2 separate regions of the Mus musculus genome follow, and region 2 is linked to region 1. The links are chromatin loops, found by intact Hi-C in ENCODE. Cell type or tissue: left cerebral cortex. All regions are shown on one strand. Each heading gives the region's core, and the rest is flanking DNA. Links, peaks and the distances in the headings are about the cores only.

Evidence for each region. Hi-C counts contacts between places; a loop is a spot of excess contacts. Peaks named below come from ENCODE experiments on the same cell type or tissue, not always from the same donor. Only the 100,000 strongest peaks of a DNase experiment are listed, where the experiment ranks them.
Region 2: it touches region 1 in a loop (3-fold over the local background); 2 of 42 quality-filtered maps call a loop at or near these places.

What each region holds. Positions count from the first base shown.
Region 1 is chr3:33,740,850-33,743,775 of GRCm38, reverse strand. No RefSeq gene overlaps it. Among named protein-coding and RNA genes, the nearest start is that of Gm42203, 50 kb to the right of the region's middle. In left cerebral cortex, for the core only: no CTCF peak of the experiment used is centred there; DNase peaks (open chromatin) are centred at 913 and 1,444; H3K27ac peaks cover 1,702 bases.
Region 2 is chr3:33,537,732-33,540,657 of GRCm38, reverse strand. Gm34205 (a long non-coding RNA gene) reads right to left here and starts at 314. Exons shown (of 3, transcript XR_389655.3): 1 at 43-314. In left cerebral cortex, for the core only: no CTCF peak of the experiment used is centred there; a DNase peak (open chromatin) is centred at 1,218; H3K27ac peaks cover 236 bases.

The DNA.
Region 1 (2,926 bases), core at 96-2,595:
AAATAAGGGACTCATGATTTTGAACCAGGCCTTTGCAGCTCTGGGTAGGGCAGGGGAATTTTTGGGATGCTTCTGCAGCAAAATAAAGGCAATTCCAAATCGAGATAAGATTTAAACCAAGGCCTTATCTCAGTTATCTGAATTTCCTCAGTGTCCTTCCTCTCAACGAAGAGGCAAGATGAAGACAGACATAAAACTTAGGAGGCCTAATCTTAGACTCAATTGTTCTGAGTCCTATTGCCTTCACACTATGCTTCCAGTACACTGGTAACCTGCTGTATTATTTATTCTAGTACTCTGATAACAGGCCAAATAGTGGGTGAATATTGGGAATTTTTGAGGTCCTGTACTTTCTCTGAAAGCTGATGTCTGAAGGGGTCTCTAGTCTTTTCTGACTAGAAAGGCCTGTCTTTCTCTTTCATTGGCTTTCCTCTTAGTGCCTCTGACTTGTTGCATCAGTTTCTGCTCTGAGCTTCAATTGAAATGTGAAATTGAGATTTAAAGCCTTCTAGACCACAGAAAAAAGCCAGTGACTGGATTTTCTTGTTTAGTGTCTCAGCAAGTGTGCTTCTCATTCTGTCCTTTGAGGAGCCCTTTTCCGATTGTGATTCTTCTAAACTGAGATTGCTATTATGCTAATGAAACTAAGCCTAAGAATCTATGCCAAAAATTTCAGCTCTTTCCATTGGAAACTTGCTTTTGAATAGGCCCATTTCTTCCCCTTTAAATATCTAACTTTCAGACTCGCCTTGCTCTGTTTTATCAGACAATGCTGGGCTTTGGTTATATTTCAAAAATTTAGCTAATCACTAGTTAAAGTGCCTGTGATTGTTTAGTCAAGAGCAGAGAGCAACAAATACGGATACTCAGCCTGCTTTCTCCTTTGTGTAAGATCTAGGGCCTCAGCCCAAAACTGTTTCTAAGTGGGGGTCTTCCCACCTCAGTCTAACCTAATCACTATCGTCCCTTACAGGCGTGGCCAGAAGTTAAACAGTCTCTCATGGGTCTGCATGAAGCCTTGTCTTTCACATAACTCTGGATTCTGTCAAGCTAACAATTACCTAAGCATCACAGAAGCTTAAAGTTTCTTTGTCAGTAAAATAATATAGAAATGCTTCACTTACTGATTGTGGTAGAACAAAAATAAAGCAACCAAATAAATAACATAAAAAACCCCACCCAGCCTATAAGGAATAGGGCCAAAATACTGAACTCAGGTCTGCTAGATTGCAGTCAATGCGGTTTCAATTATGTCTATTATGCAACAGTGTCTGAAGTCATCCCTTTGAGTTCCTGGTTAGTTTATACCTTATAAGGTCAGTTAGAATAACTCACTAATGCGCAAACCTGCAATCTTTGTAACTTTGTCATTTGTATTTTTTTTTATCCCCTCCACCCCCTGGTACTTAGAGAAGAATATCGCAGATGTCAGGAAGCAACAGGCATGTTCTGTAGCCAGAAATCAGCACCCACGTGAACATCAGTTGCCTAAATGTTTTCTTTCATATATCTTGATATTTCTCAGAAGCACACCATCTGTTCTTAGAATAGACAACCAGAAAATATCTGGTAGTTTTTCTTATCTCTTGTAATGAATTATGTTTGTTCTTATGCATATGTAATCAGCTTTTGAACCAGAATACAAAATCCCTACCACCTCATTCCTGCAAAGGAAGGAGAGGTGTGCTAACTAGTTTAAATATGAGGAAAGGACACAGAAGTCAGGAGCTTCTGATCAAGTGCCAAAAGATGTCACTATGTGTTCTTTTATACAGGAGCTAGAAAAACTGAATTAGAAGTAGACTATTGAATAGAAGAGATTGGGAATGGTATATGCATGTAGAGCAAAAAGGGGCAGCTGACTAGATGTGTACATGTTATATGTCTGTATGGAAATGCATACTGAACCTCATTAATATGTACAGTTAACATGAGTTAAATACTTGTACAAGTGCTGTGCTCAAGGCCATAGTCTCCTTTAAGATACAGGCTGAACCAATTGCCATGTAGATACATTTAGTTTTCATGGTGGAATGGATGAAAACAGGGATGAGGTTCATGTTGGGCGTGAATCATTTGTTCCTGTAAGTGACACTTGATTTCTGAAGTCTGAAAGATGAGTGGCCTCTCACTGAGGGGAGAGAAGCAGAAGGGTGAAATGCTCTAGAGGAGGATGTTCATTGTACCTGTCTCATCCTTTCTCCTTCCTTTGCTGTAAGTTCATGACAGTGCCAGGGATAATATGCAACATGCATGCATAGCATGGTTCTATAGATGTTAAAAGTACTGAAACATTTTTTACTTTGGTTGGTAACAGTTTCTACTTTATATAGAAAATAAATATGAAGTAATATATATATATATGTAATATATATATATATATATATATATATATATATATATATATGATATAATTTTAGTAGAAGGCTAGCAGAGAGGCCAATTTTAAATCTTTTGCAGAGAATTAAATACTCAGTCTTGGTTAACAAATACAAATAACCGTTGCTCTTAATACTGTCTTGAAAATTGCGAGCTAACTCTTATGGTTGAACTGACAAAGAAGATAAGTTAAAAACTTTAAGTTTTAGTTTGTTTGTACATATGGATGATAAGTCATAAATATCATAATGAACTATTTAATGAGAAGAAAGGGTTGTATCTACTATATTGCCTTCATAGCCATTCACTGGATAGCTATTATTTCCACCACTGTTCAATGAGGAATTGATGCCTTTAGAAAATGAGGATAGGGCTTGTAGCATCTTTCCCAAACTACTGCAAGAAATATGTGCTTGCTTTTCAGCTTCTGTATGTTAGGTCAGCATCTATTTGCTTTTCCACTAGTAAGAAGCTGAGTTTCTGGAAGCAGCAGTCTTTCCTTTCCATACATAATGTATGCATATCATCTAATTACTGCAGGTTTTAA
Region 2 (2,926 bases), core at 159-2,658, 200 kb after region 1:
CATAAAGCACAACCCACCAGCTCTGCGCTGGTGCTCACTCACCTCTCATTTCCCATCTTTTGTTTGCACATGAGCTTCCATTTCCCGATCATAACCACGGCAGCTGTAGTTTTCTACACTGTAGTTTTCTGTAAGTTGTTCTGTGCCTTCCCAATCTCCACGCTGCTGCAAAGTTCTCTAACTCTATGGGGATCTCTCTTTCCCCACCCACTTATTGAAACTAGGCCCACACTCCTGTCACTCTACTGAAATTACTTTGATAAAAACAAAGACCTGTACTGTTATAAATGGATCCAATGTGTCATTCTGCTTTCTTTCCCTATAACAATGACCACTGTCAGCGATATTCTCTCTAGGCCTGGACATGTTTAAAACTCTGTCCTGTTTCCTTAAAGAATGAGTTCTTTCTTTCGTTGTTTCTCCTCTCAATAGTTACTGGACATGTATTAGTCACCTTGCACCCCACACTTTTGCCTAAATGTAACGTCCCCATTTTATTTTCTCTCCTAAACTTTATATTTCACTTTCCATAACTTCAGGAATCTTTAGAAGGATCCATCTTTAGACCATCCTTAACAGGAGATATCATCGATCTACCAATACCAGCCGTTATTCTGGATTTACTATGTTCATTAATAGTAATCCAAATCAAATCTAGAAGAAACATTTCGCTTAAGAGTCACAAACTCTGATCAACTCCTGGATCCAGATCAGCTCAGTTTTCTGACGTTAGTGGGGTTCTCACCCATGCCTCCAATTCTTCATCTGGGAAGGTGTAATAGTAGTATTGGACTGAGTTTAAAACTAAGTCAATAAGACTAAATGTCAAGCCACTACCAAAAGTAGCAGTTGATAGACAGCTTCCTTGGGTAAGGACCAGTGATGCTATCTATGAGGATTCCCTCAGCAAGGCTGGAGAGGGACTGTGAGACAGGCAGGAGGATGAGGTCAGGGTGGGGAAGATTTTTGGAGTGGGCATAGCTGAATCAGCTATAGAAACATCACCACCCTGTATTTTCCTGTTTGGCAGCTGACATTCATGGTCTTGCACGTGCTTCTCTTGCTTCTCTTCTGTCAGACTCACACAGACTTGTTTGGTGGTAACAGACCACATCATACAAATTTCAGAGTTGATGTTTTTCACTAAATAATACATCAGGAGCGTTCTTCCCATCAACAGTGAGGGATCTAATTAAATTGCTTTTTAAAAGAACTATGTAAAATGTCATAGCGCGGATGTAGTGCTGTTTTAGAAAAGAGCTGCATTTAGCTCAGAGACGCACAGGTTTCCTTATGGTGTTTTCATACCCATTTCAGTTTGGTTGACACTTGCTCCCTAATCCCCCCACTCTCCCATCCCCTAGATTCACTTAAACTCTTCGACCCCACCCCTTTCACTTTCATATCAACAGTCCCACCACCTCAGGAGCCTCCTCTCTTGGAGCCAACTTTCCCTTTCCATGGGCCCCTTTCTCATTTCCTGCCTCCCACACATACTCAGTCCCACGTAAATACACATATATAAAGTTTCAAAGCTAGAATATTAACATGAGAGAGAATATGCGAGGTGTCTTTCTCACCTCACTTAATACCATTCTGTCAAAAGGCATTTGTTCAGTCTTTCCTTCTTAAAGACCCATGTTGTCTCCATGTTTTTGTTCTTAATACCTGTCCACACCCTAGCTTCCTGTTAGGCAAACTATTGGTTCTATTTACCAGAAGGTTACTAAGAGTTGAAAAGCATTTTTATTGGACGTATATGCTTTCGTTTTAAAAAGGAGATTATGTAACAACATATGCCTTTTAGTGATTCGTGACTCTCATGTCCTCATCCTTTGCCACTTTCAAACCAATTTGTCCTAAAACAGTGATTCTTAGGAGGAGCTCTTTTACGTCAGCCCTTTTCAGCTTTTAGATTTGTACCTAACTATTGCTTGACTTTTTTCTTCTTCTTACCCTCTTCAATCAATTGTAATATCTTCATCCCAGAAATGTAATATTTATGTACTCAATTCTAGCTAGTTCCTAGGAGATTTTTATCTTTCTTAATTTTTATTCTAAGTTTCTTCCCCAACTTACATTGAAAATCTTTGTACTTTTCTTCTAAGATTCTTACTCTTTCATTTTCTACATTTAAACAGTATAGGGAGTTAGGAATTTCATTCTGCCTTCTAAGTCTAGTTGAGCCAACTGGGCAGCAGAATTTATTGCACACAGTGTTCTCTCCCATTGGCCTGAATAGGGCATGTGCTTGGTGCTCACTCATTACATATGCTTGGGGAAGCTCTGGGCCAGGCATGGCTTTCTTCTCAGTGCTGTGCAGGGTGGTCAAGGGAGACAGAGGCCAGAGTCATCCGGTCGGCACAGGGCAGGGGGTGAGGAGGGTACATACTTGCCACAGGGATGTCTCCAGAGTGTTTCTCCAATGCCTCTATAAAACAGGAAAGGATAAAAATAGGCTCCAGCTAAAATGTTTCGTGTGTGTGAGAGCACTTTTTAGCTAAAGACATTTCCAAGTTTTCTTTTATTAGGTTAGAATTCTAAATTTGTTGCAATCGTTTGAAATGATGCAGTCTCCACAAGGAGATGGAGTTCAAATGAGTGAGTTGTCTGCCCTTTGGGTAAGTGACCTCCAGGGTGATCCTAGTCCAGGAAGACTTTAAAGGACTGTCTAAGGTCAGGTCTTTCTGGTGAGGAAAGATTTGTTTCCATAAAGTCTGTCATTCCACATCTGTTGGCTTGAATAACTTCCTGACTCAGGGAAGTTTCTCCTCTTTTCTAGTTCTTTCTATCTTTACCAGAACTCTGATTTTGCACATTCCTAAGTACCTAAGATCTTTCTTTTGCCTTTTCCTTGTATGGTACCATGATTTTTCTCTCTTTGTTAAATATATCTTCCATCCTATTAGTTAATATCTTAAAAAAA